2 separate regions of the Mus musculus genome follow, and region 2 is linked to region 1. The links are chromatin loops, found by intact Hi-C in ENCODE. Cell type or tissue: left cerebral cortex. All regions are shown on one strand. Each heading gives the region's core, and the rest is flanking DNA. Links, peaks and the distances in the headings are about the cores only.

Region 1 (10,985 bases), core at 979-8,978:
GATTGCAAGTCATAACTGGCTTTGTTATACTATTATTGGTGTGCCTTTTGTGAATACAAACACTTGTTTTGTCCTGTGTGAGATGTTTGCACGTTAGCTATGGTGTGATGCTGATATCCAGGCACAGCAGCCCTTCTCATTCCCTCCTTTCTATTTTCTGTCATTTTATTCTCAGTAAGGCTCTGTGAGCACTGTATATTTGAATTTTGATTTTTCCCCCAAATTATGAATCATTGTCTTTTAATGGGATAATTTGATTAATTTACATTATTTTGCAAGGCATGACATTTGGCAAGGTTCTTCTTCTCTTCTCCCAAACAATCCTTCCAACTTTCTTCCATAAATCTTGGCCCCAAAATCTGTGGAAAAAATTAACATATTTGTCTGCTTATAAATTGCTATTGTACATGCATATTTTCCATGTTTTCAAGACATTTTGAGATGTGACTCCTGAGGCTTACTGATTTTATTATTCTCCTGTCTTCTGACCCATTTATCAGACGTGAACACCTATTGTATGAGGGAACACATATTGTATACTCTGTGTTGGGTAAAGTCTGGAGAGAGCTTGACTTGTGCCATCACTGAACCCACATTGAGAGAATGAGAGAAATATACAAGATTAAGACGAGTATAAAGTAAAACAAAGATATAAGGAAAACAAGGAGGGTCTTGGAGAAAGAATAACGCGAGTATGTCCACTTGACTCTAATGGGGGACTCACATGAAGGTGACATTCCTGCTCCTACCTTAAAGAAAATGAGAAGGCATTAGCTGTGTGAAGAGAAGAGGGCCCTTCCAGGCAGAAAGGCCAGCATGTGCAATGTCCTAGGGAGGAAACAGTTCTATTCTAGTGTCATTTACATGTAAATTGTTTTTGCTGTAGTCAGCAATTAGCTTTGAATTAAGAGAATGCATGGAAATACAGTACATCTCTTGAAGTGAAATAAAATGAAGCATTGAAAAATGCCAGTGAAGGCAACTGGGAAACTCTTCATACCTCTATTTATTCACCCGAAGACCTATCTATCTGTTAACCCTCCCTCCCTCCTTCCTTTCATCTACCCCACTATCTATCCATCTATTCATCCATCCTTCCTTCTTTCTCTTCTTCCATCTATCTACTCCCCACATACCCACCCATTTATTTGTTCATCTGCTCATCCATCCATCAATACATCCATCAATACATCCACCCATCTTTCCATCTATCCATCCTTCCTTCCATCCATCTATCCACTCACCCATCTGTCCATCTATCTATCCTTCCATCCATCCACCATCTGTTCATCCTCCCTCCCTCCCTCCCTCCCTCCCTCCCTCCCTCCCTCCCTCCCTTCCTCCCATCCATCCTTCCACCCATCTGTCTGCCCACTCCCCTACTCATTCATCATTCATTTGTCCATCCATCTCATGAACATTTTTGAATCCCTACTACGTGCCAGTCCCTGCACCAAGTGGTCATGATAAAATAATACAGCATGTTGAGAGTTTAGAGCCTAGTGCCTAGGGGCTGAAGGGCCCTTGGGGATAAAGCTTGTTGCCTGCGATGGAGTGGGATGCACCGGGGAGTGGAGGAGGCACATGTGATGGACTCTGCTGAGCCCTGAGCAGGGAGGGGGTGGTGGGAAAGAACTGAGAGCAACTCCTGCCAGATGGCTTCATTCTTCCCCCTGAAGGAAGTGGGGAGTTCATGCTGTGATGTGCTACACAAGAACAGTGTTTCCTGAGGGCTCGCAAGGGCATTTGGAATCTAAAGACTACAGCTCATTGATGTGTGTTGGGGGGAAAAAAGCTTTTTTTCCTTTCCTTTTTCAGATGTTGTGAAGGAATAATCAGACCAGTTTTATAGGCCCAGAAAGTACAATTGACAGTGGCTAGAGCCCTAACCAGGTGCTAAGCCAACACTGATGGCTTATGCAGCTGTCACCTGGAAGCCAGAGTCCTTCTGTTTCTGGACTAACCAAGCTTTTGAAGCTAATTGGGTTCTGATAGCAAATCTTGTCTGCTTTGCCTCTAGTCTTCAGGAACTTTACTCTATTCAGAATGAGGGGAGGACCAGAGCTTATATGCCTTTAAAATGTGATTGTTGCACAGAGGCCCGCCTTCTCTCTTTCCTTTTCATTCATAGATGTATGCATGCATGCATCCAACCATCTATCCATTCAATATTTGAATGTCTGCTGTGTGCTCATTGAATGACCAACAAATTAGAAGCAGTCTCTACCACATAGAGTTCTCCCATTTGGGAAGAAAAACAAGCAAATGATTATGTAGGTGATCACATAATTAGAGTGTGTCAAAGACTATACCTGAGAAGAATGTAGTATGTAAGAATGCATATTAAAGGGACAGAGAAATGACTCAGCAGTTAAGAACGTCAGTTGCTTTTCCAGAGGAACTGGGTTCAATTGCCGATACCCACATGGTGACACATAACTATCTATACTACCAGTCCTAAGGGATCTGGCCCTCTTTGGGTCTTCACTGACACTATATACATGTGGTTCATGGATGTACATTCAGACAAAACACCCATACACATAAAGTTTAAAAGAGGAAGGCACATTAAGGCAATCTGTCTTAGATTGAAGATGAGAGAAACTGACAAACTGAGATTTAAGCAAAATAGGAGATTAACAAAAAGCATTTCAGGCAGAGACCCTGGCATACGAAGGAGCATGGCAACGTCGAGATGGGATAATGCATAAGAAAACAATATTACACTCACTTAGGGAGGGCCTGCTGTCTGTTAGGCACTGTGCAGCCCTAAGCTGTGTGATCTTGACAGAATCATTTAACTATTGTGCACCTTAATCTGCACACCTGTCATGTCAGATGACAATGATTTGGTTGGCTTCATTGGTGTCTTTAAGGATCTGTGTCATTCATGGCATGGTGCTCAGGGCCGACTGAGAGGTATTTCTGTGAATGGCATTGGGCGAGGAGGAGCTCTTTTTGGGGTTCATTGCTTGTCTTTGCTTGTGTTGCTGATTTATTTGTGGGGTTACTTAGAGTGTCTCCTGCAATGGAAGTCTGCCACTGAGTGTGGCCAACCTTGCAAAACAACTATTTCTCCATCTGCTTCCATGGGAACAGGGAGTGGAGATGCCAGCCACAGCATGGCCTTCAAGCAGCAGGAGCCCTGGGCATTGGCTCTTGGTCTTTGTAGCATTGGTTGGCATGGAAAGACAGGGTAATAATTACCAAAGGACAGATTAGGGGAAACAGGACATCCCATTTCTTGTGTTTTAATAAGACTAATATATTCTCTGTTTTAATAAGACTAATAATATATTCTCTATTCTTTGGCTGTTAGGAAGGCTTCTCTCATAACTGTACTGAGAAAGGAACAATTTTCCAACTACAGATCCTGAATGGCAACTTATTAGAGTAGACAAAATTATGAATACGAAAGTCACTTTTTTTCATCGCCATGACAAAGTGCCTGAGAGAACTCAAGGGAGAAAGGTTCATTTCAGCTCATGGTTCAGTCTGTGATTGCTGGCCTCTATTGTTTCTGGGCTTCAATGAGACTGAACATCATTGTGGGCAGCATATGATACAGAGGCTGGCTGCCCACTTCATGGCAGCCAGGAAGCCGAAGGAGAGATACAGAGGAAGAAGCTGAAGATAGGCCAGACCTTTCAGAGGTTTTGCTGTCCAGTGACAAACTTTGCTCAATCAGGCTCCATCTTCTGCAGTTTCTACCATCCCCCAACACTCAATTATGAACCTACCAATGGATTCAAGATCATTCACTTCCCAAGAGCCCATCAGCTAATGATCCAAGTCTTTCCCATGTTAGCATTTTTGAGGACACTCTATACCTAAACTGCAATGATGAACATGCCTTAAGAGTATCCAAAAAGCCATCATTTGTAATAAAATTTTCCACATTATTAAATGTGGAGAAAAAAGGGATAAAGAAGGCATGGTTGTTACTGTTCAGGACTCATAATCGAACTCAGATGATTTGTGCCCCTATCATATTGCAATACCAGAGACACTTGGTTTGTGATCACTTGAGGGGGTGGGGATTGCTATAGGAGTCTAGAGGGTGGAAAAACTGTTAAATACATTCAAGAGTCTAGGGCATCTTTATAACAAGGAGTTGTTAAGTCCTAGTGCTATGGATGAAAAGTCCCTGACTAACTGTGTAGAACCACTTTAGTCAATTAGTTGTGGAAGAATGGGGTAGCACATGTCTTACAGAGAGATCTCAGTTTTAATGGTAGCCCCATGCTCCTTCATGCGGATGTCCTGTTGATAAGCATTGGGTTATCTCCTGTCTTGTGCTACAACAAATGATAACACCGTGACTCTCCTTGCTTGTAACCATGGACACCATCTGCACACAATCTGTAGCGCAGTCCTGTTGGTGGAATTATTTTGTTCACTGGGGTAAAGCTCAGAGAGTAAAGGGCTTTCCTTGTAAGTATAAGAGCCTGAGTTTGGTCCCCCAGAGCCTACATTAAGTAACAAACAAACTAATCAACCACCACCACCACCACAGAAACCTGAGCATGATAGGGAACGCTTGTCACCTCAGGGCTGGGTAGTTAGACAGGTGTTGTAACTAGTGTTCCCTAGTAAGCCAGCCTTGCCTTAGTAATGAGTCGCAGGCCAGTGAGAGACCCTGTCGCAAAAGGCAGGTGAGAGGTACCAATGAACAACACCCAGGGATGCTGTCTGTTCCCCACAAGTGTGCACACACAGGGATGGCTCCATGTGACTGTACACACCCAGTTACACACACACACACACACACACACACACACACACACACACACACACACACACACACAGAGCATGTGCACAAGTACACCTACCCACTCTGGATCTACTCACTGTGCATTCCTTACCTGCTCCAGTTTTGGTCCTTGTGGGCACCCCTCCTTTCCCCGTGAGTCACCTGCACTGAAAGAGTCACCTATTTCTTCCCCATATTGCAACTTCTTTCTTTAATCTACAGGATTAATTTCTTTCCTAATCAAAGCATAATTCCTAAGGGTAGTATGAAAATATTAATTGCGTCTATCATCCCAAGGCTCTGAGGGTTTGCAGTATCATCTTCCCAAATTGCTCGTGTTTCATAGAGCATAGCAAGGGCCCCCTTCTCTGCCACCGATCTTTCACGATGGGCTGCACCCACCATCTTTCCCAATGGGCTTTCTCCTGAGATTAAGTAGAAGGCATGAGTTCTCTTGCTTAGAAAAATTCATTAACTCAACGGGGGCACCTGCTGCTTGATTGGGAGAATTATCAGCTTTTGGAGCCTGCTGGCTGCAATCTCTATGCAGACTGGAAGTTGTGGGGTGTTTTTGTCTGCAGGAAGCAGCTCCGAGAGCAGAAGAGGAGAGTGAATAGATGGAGAGAAGAGGGAATTAGAAGAGGAGGAAGCTGTGGGAGAGAGACAGGCAGGGCAAGCCAGATTTCTGCTGCCTGTGCCTTGGAGATGCCAAGGGAGATCTGAGTTGCTTCCTGGAGCCACAGACAGTTGCCTGAGCTTGTGAGGATCCTTGCTCTCAAGTCTCTTGTGGTCACAGAGACTTTTCCAGGCCCATCAGAAGGCTTCGCTCCTGGGAGTTTTGTTTGAATTCAGTTATTTGATAAGCAGCTGTTCATAGTAGAGAAAGGTCTAGTTGGAGAAAGCAGGGTGTGTGGCCTGGCTTCCCTGGGTTCTGCCCCATGTGGACAATAATCTGTATTTACTGAAATTCGGATTGGTGCAGTGAGAAAATGTCCACTCTTTCCTTGAAAAGTTAATCTTTTAATCTGGACCCGCCCAGCTGCTGCTAACCACAGCATCTTACCAGCCTGGGCACATTTGCCCTGGACATTTTATCATAACATTCTAAATCCTTTGAGAGTGCTCCAGTCGCTTCAGTTTGGACCAGTGTATCAGTGACCCTTCTTGTTGCTGTGACAGAATGCCCGCCCGAGCAGTCTAAGGGAGAGAGGTCTATCTTGGTGTGCAGGGTTGGCGGGCTCGGTCCCTCATGGTGCAGAGGTCAGAGCAGAGCAGCTGCCAGCATAGCGGTGGGGAAACTGAGGCAGGATGCCCAGGAAAGGGTGAAGCTGGGTGTGGCTTCAGGCCCACTTCCTTCCACCTCTTGCCAGCTCCTGATAGTGCCACCAAGGTCTAATCCATTGCAGATTAGATGCAACCAGTTGTGTGCTTCCCAAGTCTCCTAACCATTTCTTACTGTCTTCCAGTCAGCAATAAAGATTAATCCCCCACCTCAACGCCACCTCCTACCACCCCCATCGCTGCCATTACCTCCATGCCTGTCCACCTGCCCCCCATCACCACCACTACCATTGTCACAGTGACAAAATGGTTAAAAGCATCAGACAGAGATCGAGCCCAAAGTTAGGCTAGCACTTTCTCAATATCAAGTGCAGTCTTAGGTTCTTTTTTCTGCCTTAGGCCCTTCCAGGACCTTATGAATTCCAGATACTGGTTTAAATAATTCCCATTTTACAGATGAGCAAGGTGAGGCAGAGGGGTTACACAGTTCACCACTAGCTGACTAGTTAAAACCTGAACTGTTTGGCTCCAGACTCCTTCCCTTCCCTTCCCTCCCCTCCCCTCCCCTCCCCTCCCCTCCCCTCCCCTCTTTTCCCTTTCTTTCCTTCCTTCTTTAAAAAAATGATCATATAGTCCTCTCATAGTTTTTATGAACATTATCTGCAAACTTCTCTTGACTCTGAGTTGTGGTTTGGTAGTTAAGAGCATTTGCTGTTCTTCCAGAGGACTAGGGCTTGGTAGCCAGCACCACATGGTGGCTCACAACCATCTGGTACCAAGGGCACCAGGCACACACGTGGTACATAGACATTCATAAAGGCAAAACACCTGTACATATTTTAGAAACCCACTGATTTTGTTGCCCTCCCCCTGTGTGTACGAGTGGCAGACCGTCCTATGTGCTGCTTTTTGTCTATGTGTATGTGGACAGGCCTGCTGTGTGCATCGGGGTATCAGAATCACCACCCACTTCTCCCTCAACATCAAAGATTCTCAGGGTGGATTCAGACCGTGAATAATCAGGAGAATTTTAACACTGAGAATCCTAAAAGTTAATCCTTCAACTGAGCAACTTGCATGTGCCCGGGGACTAGAGGAGGCTGTGTATTTCTACCCTGGATCCTGCAGAAAGCTGGGAGAAAAGTCATGTGAGAGACAGACACGTTTTGAACTGTGAGTTTGGGATCTGAAAGGGGAGAGTGTTGGACCAGTCCAGCACTGGAAGGGATGTGGGGGATGGGAAACTGGAGCTCATTTCCCATGCAGGATCTTTGCAGTTTTCCCCTTCTCTCCATGCTGAGTGACTACAGGGGCCTCAGCTGCATCCCTCTTAAATTCCTGGCTGGGTATTGCTAGAACTGTACCTGCCTTGAGATTGGGACTTCCTGTTCGGTTGGCTGAATCCTGATGCCTGGATTGTGGTGCTAGGCCCTTATTCCACATTGGTTAGGTAAATGGCTGATGTTCCATTTCAATCTTTATTTGTGCCTGTCCCCTAACTATCTCTGGTATTATCCTACCATTTTCCTTGAGAGCTCCTTCTAAACTATAATCCCAGCAAGGGTGGACGGGGTGTCTGTCTTGTTCTCTGCCTGGTGCCCAGAGCAGACTTCGCATATGATGAAGAGTGGAGGCTCTGGAGATCCCAGGTCTTCTAACTCACCGGCTGTGTGATGGCTGCTACGTGCTTGAGATACTCCATGCCTTGGTTTCCACACATACACAAAGCGGAGAAGAGCATCTATCTCACGAGGTCATTAAAACTGGAGCCAACACTGGTTAAGATGTTTAGTAGAGTGCCTCGCATATAATCAGCACCTCATAAATGTCGGTTAGTGTTAGCGCTCCAAAATATTTGGGAGTTAAAGGTTTGAGGATCTTTGTATAAAGCATGCCTTTCCTGTTTGTGTGGTAAAATCTTCCCTAAGTGAGAGACAGACTATTCAAAGGACGGAGAGATCCCGAGATCGGCTCTAATCTCTCCATCTTTTTTTTTTCTTCTTTTGGAAAAGGCTGGTTCCCAGCATGCCCAGTTTCTCTCTTCCCAGCCTTTTACATTTCTCTCCTCTGTAGCCCTGACTTACACACACACACACACACACACACACACACACACACACACACACACACACGGGAATCTTGCTCGCTGATGGAGTGTGGGATCTACTGCTTCCATTTAGAGAAGCAGCCGCCCCTGGTATGCAGCTGCAGGGTTGCCAGCTGACGCTGAAGCTGGGGTGGCCAAGAATGCAATGTGCAGCTTCTTCTGAGTCGGCCCAAAGCTCTGTGGAATGAATGTCTTCTCTTTCCTTCCTCACCAGTGTGAGTTTAACACAGAGAACAAGCTATGTGCACCCCTGGTTCCGGTTCTACGCTGAGCCATGGACACAGTCCATTGCTGGACAGTTGCTGGTAGAAACCCCATTCCTATGGTATGCCCGAGTCCTCCCAGTCCAGACTACCTCCATACCCACTGTAGCTGTTAAGAGGAGGAATTTTGCTTAAACAAGGAAAAGCTCTCAAATCTGACTCAATTATCATGCGAAGCAGGCTTATGCTAAGCTATAACTTGTTATATCTGTGAAATTTAGATTCAACTAAGGTATCTTGTAGTTTCGTTTGAAAGTCTGACAACCCTAGAAAGTCTCCCATGACCAGTTTGCTTTATTTTCTTCTAATAATTTTCCAAATGTGTGTAACCCACAGATATCTTGATGTATATACTCTTGGTAGACTCCCTAATACCCAGAGCAGTGCCGGACACACTGTAGGTGCTTAGTGGAGCGAACCATTGTCTGTGAGTGGGCTCCATTTTCCTTCAGACACTTGGAAAGATTGTCCATCATTTTTTAAAAAACTGGTTCTTCCTTTGACATCTTATGAAGACTGATACACAGAAACGCTGAGTTGTTTTTAAAGGTTTTATAGTATTTCTTTTTATGAATACTTGGTACAATATTTAAGCAGTCCCCTCTCCATAGGCATTGGGAATGTAAAGAACTTTTTGCTATTATAAACAACACTAAAAGGAACATTCCTGTGTTCATTTTATTTGCATACATGGGTTTGGACACATGAACAAGCATTAGAATCACTGGACAACAAGTGTTCACTGTGAAATACGGATCCACATTGCCAAGTTGTTCTCCACAGGGCCTGGCCACCCTCCTGCCAAATGTCCTCACCAACATACACTTTAGCTTTGAAGTTGACCAACCCCGTCAATGAAAACATCATGTCTTTACTGTTATCCTAATTTGCATTGCCTTTTTCCCCCTCTGTGAGCTATACAGCCATGCCTTTTGCTTATTTTCCCTATTTCTTTTAGATGTTAACGGTTTTTGTTTAAATTGTAAGGGTGTGGTAGCACATACCCAAATCCTGGGAGGCGGAGACAGGAGGAGCCTGAGTTGGAGGTCAGTCTGAGCTATATATCAAGTCTCGGACTCAGAAAACCACTCACAAAAATATCAGCTGGGCATATATTCGCTTTATTTATTTATTTATTTATTTATTTATTTCTTACATAGAGCAGAGTATAATGTAGGTTTAGGTTAGAGCAATATTGTTTATTAGGACATTGACTCTATAGACACTTAACAATTCTTAAACCCCCAGACTGAATCTTTCATGTGTTTTTCACCCCATGTCTTGCTGGAGGCTTCCTCTCAGAGAGGCGACGTGGCAGCCCTCCTGTCTTCTGCTGCGTTAACTTTTCTCTTTCTGCATTTGAGTCTCTAATCCATCTGGAATTTATTTTGATTTTCGGAGGGAGGTGACGCTCTAGCTTTGCTTTTTAGCAGATGGCCAGCCAGTTGTCCCAATACCATTTATTGAATAATCCATCGCTTCCCACAGAATTGAAACACTGCCTTCATCATATATTAAAATGTGGAGGAGGGCTTTGTACTCATTTCCTGGGAGTCTCCAGAGCCTGCTATCAGCAGAGGGTCTCAGCTGACGGGAGACAGACGTTCTGGCCTGGAGGGCAGGCACAGTCATCCAGCTAGAAATGCCCTGTGTAGGGCCAGTGGGCTTTCTGAGAATGTTCCAGAGGGCTGGGATTAGTGGAAGACTTGACAGCCTTGGCACTAGTGACATTTTGGGGTGGCTGAGCCTTCCCTAGACTGCCCTGTGTGTTGCAGGGTGGTTAGGAGATCCTTAGCCTCTGCCGAGTAGATCTGAGCATCACTCACACTCCTTGTGACAATAAAATGTTTCTAGATGTTGCAAAATGTCTCCCAAGGGGCCCAGTTATCCTCTGCTGACAACCACTGTTTTATCAGGCCTGGGCTGGACAGAACTTTGATTAGAAGCACACTAGGCAGTTTGTTGTCCTGAGATTCTGCTGTTGTTAATATCCGGGCTCCAGCTATCTGGGAGCCGGAAAGGGAGATACTTCTCTGTCTCAGAGACAGGACTTCCCAGATTCGGAGGGAATGTGATATCTATGGAAGGAAGGGTGGGGTCCACATAAGCTGATTCCCAGAGGGAATGCAGTCCCCCAGACACCCCCCTGGCCCCCGCAGGAAAAATCTAAACGCCATTGGGGTCCCAGGGTGAGATGTCCTCCATCATCCACACAGCTAGGGGAAGGAGGCTTCTTGGCTATGGATCACTGGGACAATGAGAATGTGCTACAGCATAAGTTTTGCTGTTTGACAGTAAGCAGCTTTATTACTCTTGGGTAAAATCATCTTCCAGCTTATCTTTCTGAGCAGCAGGAAGTGCATATATTCTAGAGATTGGAGGTGGTGGGTGGAGAGATTCCATGTAGAATAGGTGGGTGTGGGGGTGAGATAGAAGAGAAAGGTGAAATAGGAGAATCCCTGGGGTCCTTGGGAAGGAGAAGGCACACCAGGGAGCTGGCTGAGGGCTGAGCATGGCTCTGGAGACCAACTGCTGAGAGCTGGGGGCTGTGATTCTTCCTGACAACCATAGAGGGAGGAAG
Region 2 (10,985 bases), core at 1,530-9,529, 52 kb before region 1:
TCTGGATTCTAGGTCAGATGTCAGGAAAATGTAGTCCTCTAGTTCAGGTCCTTGGGAGAACTGACTCTTGGAGTTGGCCACCACGCTGTGAAGCCCAAGAAACCAGTGGAGAGGCACACGTGAAGGGGAGCCAACCTCCTGCTAAAGCCCTGGGAGAGCTTACAGTTGACAGCCAGCAGCAACTTATTGCCAACTAAGTGGAAAAGTTTGAAGTTGGATACCTCAGCTTCCTGTCAGGCATCCACTGTCGGTGCCATATGGAATAGAGGTGCTTCCAGTTTATCCATTTTAAAATTAACTTAATCCATTCTTTAGAACAGAGCCGGGCAAGGAAATATGGTGTGATCCACATATACCGTTTTACATTTTCTAGTAACCACACTGCAAAAAATAAAAGCAATCAGACTGAATTACTTCTGGAGAGAAATTTGATTATATAAAAGTACTGGAACTCATCAATATATAAAAATGTAAAATTTCAGCATGCAATGAAAATGATCGTTATGAGCTATTTTACATTCATTTTCATTATACATGCTTGAAATTTAGGGTGCTGATTCACCTAATCATGGTGGATCGTTACTTGGGTGACTGTTCTTAACAATCAGTTCAGACTAATCAAATTTCAAATGCTCTCCAGCCACGTGTGGCTAGTGTTGCCTGCATTGGAGAGTACAGCTCTAGACCGGAACACAGAATTCTCACATAACTTACTAGAGAAGGAAACCGGGACACTCCGAGGGGAACTGACCTGCCTAGGGTTAGGCAATTCAGTGGCTTGAATGGTGGTCACTTCCATACACCCATGTCACAATTTCTACCACCTATAAATGCTATTCTGCTTTGTTGTTTGTGAAGCTAGCCTTTTGATGCCTGAGGCATCTCTCTAAAGTAACCTACAAATGGTATCTTATTTAGAAAAAGTCTTCCTGGTAATTAACATAGGGATATTGGGATAAAGAGATCATTCAGATTAATGGGTGAGCAGTGAGTAAGTCCAATGAGCAGTAAGTGTCCATGTAAGACACACACACGGAAGTCAGAGAGAAGAGAAGAGAGACACACTAGGGAATAGGATCACAAAGGCAGAGAAAGATGTGACACAGACAGCCACCAGAAGCAGGGACAGAGAGAGGGGAAGGGTCCTATCTGAGTCTTCCAGAGAGAACGTGGTTTAGAATTTTAAAACATTCTTTTTATTTTATGTGTATGAGTGTTGTGCCTGCCTGTATGTATGTGTACCCATGCATGTGCTTGGTGCCTAAGTAGGTCAAAGAGGTTCTAGGAACTATTGACACTGGAGTTATGGTGCTGTAAGCCACCATGTAGATGCTGGGACCTGCACCCAGGTCCTTTACATCAAGTATGCTTAACTACTGAGCCATCTCTCCAGTCTCTGATTTAGAGTTTTTACCCTCTGTTAAATGTAACAACAATGCACTTCTATCTGTAGCCACTCCATTTTGTGATTTTTTTGGCTGCTGTAGAATTCATGTACTCAACATTAAGAATGAACTCTGGTTTGAAGACACCCTGACTCCATTACAATGCAGGACAACCTGTTTCCCTTTACGTCTGATGTCTACCAAATGCCCAGCGTTTACTCCTTAATGGGTAGAGGTGACCAGAATGGGGGCCCGGAGACCTGGACACACACATTCATTTTCTGCTCTTCAGGCTTGTGGAACACCATGTCATGTTGTCCTCCCTTGCTTCATCGTTTTAAAGGACCTCTCCACTGCTCTCTCTGCCTCCATTCTCCTTGTCTAAAGCCTTTTCCCATGTGGTATCCAGGGTGATCTTTAAGAGGAACCTGTGTTGTATCAGGCCACATCTCATTGTTTAATAGTTGCTGCCTCTCTTCTCTTCTCTTCTCTTCTCTTCTCTTCTCTTCTCTTCTCTTCTCTTCTCTTCTCTTCTCTTCTCTTCTCTTCTCTCCTCTCCTCTCCTCTCCTCTCCTCTCCTCTCCTCTTCCTTTCTTTTCCTTTCCTTTCTTTTCTTTTCCTTCCTTCCTTGCTTGCTTCCGTCCTTGCTTGCTTTCTTCCTTCCTTCTTTCCTCCCTCCCTCTCCCTCTCCCTCTCCCTCTCCCTCTCCCTCTCCCTCTCCCTCTCCCTCTCCCTCTCCCTCTCCCTCTCCCTCTCCCTCTCCCTCTCCCTCTCCCTCTCCCTCTCCCTCTCCCTCTCTCTCTTTCTTTTTTTGAGACAGGGTTTCCCTGTACAGCCCTGGCTGTCCTGGAACTCACTCTGTAGACCAGGCTGGCCTCAAACTCAGTAATCTGCCTGCCTCTGCCTCCCAAGTTCTGGGATTAAAGGCGTGTGCCACCACCGCCCAGCACTGCTGCCTCTTTTCTATCTCAGACACAGAGACCACCTTGCTTTTGTCCAGCACGATGAGCTAAATCCTTTGTCATTATTCTTTTATCTATTTAGAAAATTCTAGCCTCAGACAGGGCCATGGTTGCTCACCATCACTTCATTCAAGCTTTCTCTTAGATAAGCCTAGTTATAAAGGGCTTCCTTGGATACTGTTATTTTTTTCACCATAATTTATAATTTATGATTATATGATTCATTTTTATTTACAGGACAGATTTCACACCACTTGGTAGAGATTTGTTAATTGATAGATTATCATTCCTCAGTCTCATTAATTGGTTCATACGTTCCATGAAGGCAGAACCTTTTATCTGGCTTATTTTAGTGTCTGGAATGGCACATGTAATTTTTGTTGAACGAGTGAACAAATGAATAGATGAACTCAGAGATGCAAGCTCCATTGTCTCCCACCACCAGAGAACTTATAATTTGGATATTTAGGTAAAATACTATAGTGTGAACAATAAAAAGAAAGGAAGATCACTGGGCTGGCAAAACAAAACAAAACAAAACAAAACAAAACAAAACAAAACAAAACAAAAACCAGTATTCAAAGGCCACAGTTTGAACTTTAACCTGTAGATATCTGGGTCCTCTGGGAACCTGAGTCTCCAGCCTCTCTTCACACAGCTCTTCCAGGAATGGAATGGCTTTTAGGACAGCAGCAATGCGGCTCCAGGCCTAGACACCATGAGGTAGTTTGTTGTTACAGACCAAAGTCACTCAGAGCACTTGGTTCAAAAGACAGGATGTGGGCTGTGAGCCTCCAGTTCATCTTTCAAAGGAAATCTCCTTCAGCAGCAATGTCTCCTGGGATGTTTTCCCAAGTCTCCCTGGGAGGTGCTGGAGCCTCTCAAAAGACTAAGAATAGCCAGGGACATCCAGTTTCCCAAACATGCCAACCTTAAAAGTGAATGCCTTTTTCCCCCTTGTTACCTTTGCATTACTATGTAGGGGAAGGACACTGTATTATTATAGGTATATAGCTCACCATGCAGTTGCTAGACACCTCACTGTGACTCTCTGCTCAGGAGCTCCCAGTAGGAATTGTCAGAGTGGTATCCAGGCTCTGCCACTACAGAGGCCCAACCCTTTGTCACCAGTGCACTTTGTAGTCTGGACAGCCTCCATTGTACAACCCCGAGACTGTGTACCCCTTACTCACTTCCATCTAATTTTGCTTATTCACAGAACTTACCTGGTCTATACAGGTTATGGTTGTGACCGAATGAGACAGTGCACAAGCCTCCCTGACACCCTGTATGTTTAGTTTTAATTTTTGCACATTTACAGGTCATGCATGGTACAGGTAACCTTCTTCCATTCTGTTACTTACTCAAGCAGTGCTCACTGGGCTTGTAGGAGCTGTCAGATGCTAAACTCAACACCAGGAGACATGAAGGTGTCATTAACAATGCCGGGGACGTGTGGAAGAGTTCGGTCAGATGCCATTTTTCATCCCCAGGCTGTAGAGCATCACACCAGAGGGAGATTTAGATGCAGTGCCTTATATAACATGCAATGTCGTATCATTGGTTATCTTCCCATCCTTCAAGTGGCATCAAGGGGAGTATGGCGTTGGATATTAATGTTCCCTGAACATTTGAAATCTCTCCTAACAAATACAAGAAGGCCCCAGGTGTGAGGACAGCACCTGGGGAGATCTTAACCCACACAAACCTAGGTATTTCCAATCACATAGACTTTTGTTTTAACAGACTGCACAAGTATGACCAGAAGGGACAAAAGTGAATGAAATGTAGGGAAACGCTCATTTATTAAATTTGTCTCCTGTCATCATTAGCCCAGCCATTTTGGGGTTGGGGAAACTGTCTTTTTGTGGAGAGAGTTCTAAGTGTTCGAGCAAGTGGAGACAAGTCTTTGTGGTGGATATATACATATATACATATGCATATATGTATAGTCCTCCCCTACCTCTGCAGACCTTGGTGTGTGTGTGTGTGTGTGTGTGTGGCCACAGGCCTTTCCGGATGAGTGACAATGAAAGCCCATCCCTCCAGGAGACGCATGCCGAATGACCAATGGGATGATGGATGGAGGGTGCTGGGTACCAGTCTCTGCAGAGGCCAAGGTGAAACTGGCTGCTTCCAGCCTGTTCAACCCTCATCTCCTTGAGCCCCTTGGGTCCTTAGGCGTTTGGTCATTGCTGGATCAACCGAGGTGCTCATCTTAACGCACCCCAGGGCCTAGGACAGGGTGCCAGGGGCGCGGCTCAGATCTGTCCAGCGCAGACTGCGGTCCTCGCGCCGCAGCGCTGCGGCTAAGAACACTTGGCTGGGAGGCCTGCGGGTTGCGGTGTACGTGTATGTGTGTGTGTGTGTCTGTGTGTGTCTCTGCTGGTGGTACTGGTGGTGCCGATATGTAAAGCAGCTGGCGGCTCTGGGCGGGGCCTGGGTTTCATGCAAATGAGGGAGGCGGGGTTACACTGGGGCTCCGCCTCCCTCCCCCGCAGCTGGGGCCAGCGGTGCCAAGCACAGCTGGACCAGCGGCAGCAGCTGGGCGAGTGACAGCCCAGCTACGCGCGCGCGGCCGCCGCCAGAGCCGGCGCGAAGGGGCAGCGCGGCCCTGCGGTCCCCGGGCGGCAGCAGCGGCCGCCTAGTCCCGCGCCTTTCCGGGCTTGCAGCCCCGCGGTCCCGCCGCCCCGGGGCCGCCACCTCTCGGGGCTCCCCCCAGTCCCCGCGCGCGCAAGATGGCTGACCCGGCTGCGGGGCCGCCGCCGAGCGAGGGCGAGGAGAGCACAGTGCGCTTCGCCCGCAAAGGCGCCCTCCGGCAGAAGAACGTGCACGAGGTGAAGAACCACAAATTCACCGCCCGCTTCTTCAAGCAGCCCACCTTCTGCAGCCACTGCACCGACTTCATCTGGTGAGAGTGCGCCGCGCGGGCCACCTGCCTGGGGCCCTAGAGGGCAGCGACACGCATGGGGACCCCTGTTGTTGCCCCCGGGGGGAGGAGCCGTGTGATCACCCCCATCCCGCTGGACCCTTATGCCCTGCGCTCCCGGATGGCCAGTCCCTCAGGTGCTGGGTTCTCTGCTCCCAGACGGCTGGCCGCCAGGCGCCTTCTGCCCTCTTGCACTCTGTCGCCCGAGCGCCTAGGGACAGCGCTGCAGGCGCCTTTTCGACACCTGGCTCAGGGCTCAGTGTGGCTGTCCCTCCTCGGCAGGGCAGCTCCGCGGGTGTCTTTCTCGCCTGAGGTTCCCGATCTTTCTGCCTCCTTCCGGGCTCGAGGAGCTCTCACCCTCACCCCTCCTTTCCGGGGCAGCTCTCTGGGGTGTCCTCTACTTCCCCGGGGCGTGGAGCATCCTTCCCTCTGCGTCCCTAGAGCAGTGCCCTGGGTTATCTCTTACTTCGCCTCCAGAGTCTTGAGCACCCCTTTCATTCCTTGGTTCTCACCCTCAAGTCGCTGCAGGGCCCCTTTCTTCCCTCTGCCCCTCCAAGCATGGGGGGACCTTCCCCCCGCCCCCTAGCCCCTCAGGTGTTACCACCGTGGTGAAGTCCCTATCATCCTCCCCCTAGACAGGTCCTTTTCTCTTTCCTTGAGGGTACTCCCGGCATCTCCTTGGGCAAATATCCAGCCCGCCTTCCGCCCCCACCCGGGCGGAAATGCACCCTCGCATCCTGCCACCTGGTGGTCGTGGTCGCCTCTGTACTGCAGGGGAGATGTGAGGTGGGGGTTACTGCCAAGCTCCGGTAGTGTACCTCCCAATCCCATCCAAGGTGGAAGACACCTTGGAGACCAGGCTGTAGCTAGGAGGTTGCCCCTGGGGTAGAGGGACAGTGGGAAGGGAGAGGGCGACTGTGTGAAACTAGCTGGTAACTGGACCCCTCAGACTGATACTCCCTCTTGTGCTTTTACAGGGGCTTCGGGAAGCAGGGATTCCAGTGTCAAGGTAGGCTTTGTGGCGCTGTGGATGCCGATGGTGGGAAGAGAGAGTAATACAGACTTCAAAGACGTGGCCGAGTTAGGCAGAGTGAAGTAATCCTGCCTGTCAGAGTGACCTCCCAGGCTAGGAATCCTTCACCACCAAAGGGTCCTTTTAAGGGGTGTGTATTTGGGCCAGAGATGCACCATCCAGGAAAGGCCAGTGGAGCTCCTGGAAGGCCCTAAAAGTCAAAAAGTGCATCCATCCCGCTGCTATCTGAGCATTCTCTCAGGACTGCCAGCCCTGCTTAAGAAATGAAATGTCTTCAAGGACTCTTGTGTGTGGAGGGAACCTCTTTCTTCCTAATTCCAGCCCTTTCTTGCTCATTGCTCTCCCTTACCTCCCAGTAGGAGGGTCTGCCTCTTTCCCCTGCTTTGCAGGTGGCTGCCATCTGCAGATGGCGCATCCCCCTAGAAAAGCAACTGTGGTTTCCCCTGGGCCTCCTCTCTCTTTGAAAGCGGTGGTTCCAGATGGGGTGCCTCTGGGATCCTGCCTGAGGTTGCCCTTTTTAACATCTGAGGAGGCACAAGAAGGACTCCAAGAGACTCCTTACCTGGGTTCTTGATTCTAGCTCAAGAGCCATGATTTTAACCAGGGGTACCTAATCAAATATCAGAGACTTGGTGGCCTCTCTTATCTCTAGGGTTTGTGCCTACAAGATGGACTGTGGACTGAGGAATGTAGCTCAGGAGAGTGCCTGCTTTGTTCCAGAGAGGCTCTGATGCAAAATGGGAGAGGGGGAAAGATAGGTTTTAAATTGAATCTCTAAAGATGTGGCCTTGTTTAACCCTTAGAATGCCATAAATAGTTTGTGAATTTCTCTCTCCCCTCTGTCTCTGTCTCTGTCTCTGTCTCTGTCTCTGTCTGTCTGTCTGTCTGTCTGTCTGTCTGTCTGTCTGTCTGTCTCTGTCTGTCTGTCTCTCTGTCTTTCTCTCTCTGTCTCTCTCTCTGTCTCTCTCTCTGTCTCTCTCTCTCTCTCTCTCTCTCTCTCTCTCTCTCTCACACACACACACACACACACACAGCATTCAACTTGTTGAATACTGACTCTACTTTCATGCTGAATCGATCATTTGGAACTGAGGTCATCCCTTTACCAATGAGCAGACATTCGAGGCTATGTCTCTGTTCAACACTGGCCTTCTACAATTCTGACCCCCTTTGCCTCTTGAATTTACAGGGTTGTTTTGCCCCTCTCTCTCCCTTTAAGCCAGGTGTGGTTGGGTTTGGTCAGAAGTGGTTCTGCATCTTCTCCTCCCAACACCTCCTCCCCCTCCTACCTTTTCCCTCCCCTTCCTATCCCCCCCTTCCCCGTTCTCACTCAGATTCACTTTGTGCCCAGACTGACCTTGTCCTGGAAGCTTTTCTGTCTTTCTTTGTTAGTCTCCCAGGTGTTGGGAATACAGGTATTCTCAGGGTCGAATTGCCATCCTCCACCCTGTGAACTGGCCTTAAATCTGGAGAGGAAAGCGTGTGGGTGTGGAATAGCCTGAAGTGAGACAGTAGTGCCCATGGATAACTTTGCTTTGCACCATTGCGCTGCATGCAAAATCAAAAGACCCCAGTGCTCAGAGGTGGCTTTGGGACATGCATGGGCCTGGCTGCCCTAAGCTGAAGGCTTTTACTGAGTTCTGGAGTGGGACAGGAAGTTTCCAGCCTCCTCTGCTGAGATCCAGAGCCTCAGTTTTATACAGTACATGGAAGGACTGCCAAGTCCCTGCCGGTGGCAACGAGTCAGGCCAGTGGCACCGTCTGGATGGTTTTCTAGAACTTGTCTCTCTTAAACACAGCACCGAGAGTGGCTCGGTGTGGGGAATGTGGAATCTGTGAGGTTGCCTTTCACTCGCATGAATTGGTTTCTGTTTTTGTCTCTTGTCGAGGTCAGGGGTGATTTTTTAAACCCTGCTTCTGTGGCTCTCCTGTGCCACCTGCTCTCTGTTATTGATGGCTGGGAAAGTCAGCTTTGGAATGTGCGGGGGACTGCACATATGGAGCAGGAGATCCTTTTATTCAAAGCCTAGGATTTTTTTTTTTTTTTGGCACAATGAGAAAAAAATCAGAATGAAAGTTTTCAAGAAGTATGATTAACTTTAGGAATAAGACTTTTTCAGAAGCTGGCAGTGCGTTTGCCTCGTGTGCTCGACTCCCTGGGTTCCTGGGAACAAAAGGAAAGGGGAGGGGTGAAAGGTATTTTCAAAATCATTTCTCTTTTCATTTTTTCACCCCTTAGCTCTCTGAACATCTGGCCCTCTGTTACTGCGTTGATGGGCTACTCCATCTGACTTGGAGTGGGTAGGAGGAAGGAGGGGGTGGGGTAGATTCATGGGCCCTGAGCTGAGCTGCTTAGAGTGGGACACAGCCTAGAAGGCAGGGAGGGAGTTTATCACTGGTACCCAGTGTTGCTTGGAACTAATTCTGGAACCACAGACGAGCTCCTTTTATAGGATTATTTTCAGTACCTGGTGCCTGATATCTTACCTTAAAGTGAATTTACTTAAAGTAGGACCAACATTATAATAGAAAACAAACAGAGTTTATTCTTTTACCTAAGTCAACAGTTCAGAGATCTGGTCCTTCAGTTTTCTATGATGCTGTCCCAGGGAGCAATAGTTATCTCACAGCTCAAGAAGATACTGGATTCTCCAGGCACCAGGCCTCCTTTTAGCCAGCTGGGACAGGAAAGGGACAAAAGAAGTCAAAAGACACATCATTTTCAGTGGCTCTTAGGGATGTTGCCTAGAGAGAATTGGCTATATACTCGGTATATATTGGCTAGAGTAGAACCCAATGAATGTCCACGTCTCGTTCCGAGCAAACCTAGAGGACAGTAGTGTTCAGCTCAGGTAGCACGTTCCCAGCCAACAGCGGAGGGAGGGAAGGATGTTTCCATCTCAAAGGTGGAGGAAGCAGAGATTGGCTAACCCCTCAGGATGGTGTGGGAGGATCCCAAGATTAAGATGCCCTTGTCACTGCCCCAATGCTCCAGTAGCTGTCATGGAAATCGGGGTGCAGGACAGAGCATCCAGGAACCACAGGGAACCACAGATTTTTATAGACTTGGGAAGCTTTCTTAAGAACAGACTTCTGGCTTTTGTACAGCTAAAGGACAAAACTCTCGGTTAACTGCCACTGATTTACCCACCCTCCTCCTTCTCTCTTTGATAATGCCTCAGCTGACAGAGGATCCCTCTTGTGAAATTGCACACAATTTTGGATTAGAAATGGGACCCATTATGCCACAGGACAAACCTTTCTTTCTCCAAGGCACTCTTTTAACAACCCTAGAACCTGCACGCTGTGCTTAAATTCTAATCAACTCACTAATCACTGGGAGGATTTCAACTTTTATCCAAAGAAAGACTTTGCAGTTTGGCAGAGAGGAAACTTTTCTCTTTTTTTGTTAAAGGAAGTCATTTCAGTAGAAATAGAGAAGCATTAAGATGTTCAGATCTAGGTGTTTAAAGCACGTGGTTGGAACCAGACAGACGTGGACTCTGATCCCTCATCTTCTATCTGCTCACGGTGTGACCTTGGGGAGTCCATCCCCACACTGTAACCTTGCTCGCCATCTTGGTGAAAGAGGACACAGTGTCTCCTTTGTAGAGCTCTGGGGTAAAGTAAGTAGCTAAGGAGAAATATCCACCGTGAGAGTAAACAACTCAAAGTAAGATGATCGTCAGGACTTGATTAATGGTGGGAAAGTGTGCCGAAGCAGGGCAGAGCTGACTGGAACTCGGGAAATGACTGTGCCTGTTTCATGTGCTCAGATGGGTGTGTTTCTATGAGACTTAGGGTAATCCAGCCAGTAGATACTTCAGTGTCTGGGCCCAGAGCACACGGTTTCCCTCATGAGAAAGATCTGAACTTGCCTTGGACTCTCAAAAAGCCCGGGGCCACTGTTTTTCTGACTATAAAGAACTAGACTTAAGGATTCTAACAAGAAAGCCCTTTTACCTTCCCTTGGTGAATTCGAAAACATGTCTTTAACTTCTTGTTTGAATTATTTAAAAAAGAGAGAAAACAAACTAAGTGTCACATGAACCTACAGCTGTCGTCTTCCCTCAATAGATACGCTATAGAAGACAAGTTTTAATGTAGTTTATTGTTAACATATACAGATTAGAATATGCAATTAAAACAATAATCAACCATTATATGAATTGGGGCTAGGGGTGGCTCAGTGGAAGTACATGCAAGGTCTTGGGTGCTATCCTCCACCTTGAAAAACAAAAGGACATGGGAAATATTAACTCAAAGGTCATTTCATTTTGCCACACCTGTCTCTGGGTACTTATATTGTTACACTGAGTAGTATGGGTTGAACTTTCTCAGTCAACTGAGAATCAGCAAGGCACACTGCAAAGTGGTAACCATGGCCTGGGTGGCTTTTCCCCTTCCCCTGAAGCTTCGTTACTGAACAGTGGAAGACCTTCCCAAGTAAATACAGAAAATATGACCTTTGGAAATATGGTTGGTGTGATAAACAAGTTCTTGACACTAATACAAAAATATATTATTTCCAATACTAGTGATTCTCCAGGCCCCACCTGGTCCAGATAAGCATGTAGATAGTGCATCAGCATCAGCGTGCAAAGCCACGAGAGTGTGACTGGTCAGAGACAGCTGAGCATTTGATGTGAATTTATATAGGGCTGGAGAGGTGGCTT

What was found. Hi-C counts contacts between places; a loop is a spot of excess contacts. Peaks named below come from ENCODE experiments on the same cell type or tissue, not always from the same donor. Only the 100,000 strongest peaks of a DNase experiment are listed, where the experiment ranks them.
Region 2: it touches region 1 in a loop (2.4-fold over the local background); 6 of 42 quality-filtered maps call a loop at or near these places.

What each region holds. Positions count from the first base shown.
Region 1 is chr7:122,336,615-122,347,599 of GRCm38, forward strand. All of the region lies in intron 2 of Prkcb (protein kinase C, beta), which reads left to right. Among named protein-coding and RNA genes, the nearest start is that of Gm51497, 46 kb to the left of the region's middle. In left cerebral cortex, for the core only: no CTCF peak of the experiment used is centred there; DNase peaks (open chromatin) are centred at 1,640, 5,366 and 8,242; H3K27ac peaks cover 2,885 bases.
Region 2 is chr7:122,284,260-122,295,244 of GRCm38, forward strand. It overlaps Prkcb (protein kinase C, beta), which reads left to right and starts at 4,866. Exons shown (of 17, transcript NM_008855.2): 1 at 4,866-5,258; 2 at 6,254-6,285. The coding sequence starts at 5,086. It overlaps Gm51497 (a long non-coding RNA gene), which reads right to left. Exons shown (of 3, transcript XR_003946872.1): 2 at 8,865-8,987; 3 at 6,377-8,473. In left cerebral cortex, for the core only: CTCF peaks have their summits at 6,033 (motif pointing left) and 8,025; DNase peaks (open chromatin) are centred at 4,471, 4,779, 5,113, 5,216 and 6 more places; H3K4me3 peaks cover 4,006 bases; H3K27ac peaks cover 3,531 bases.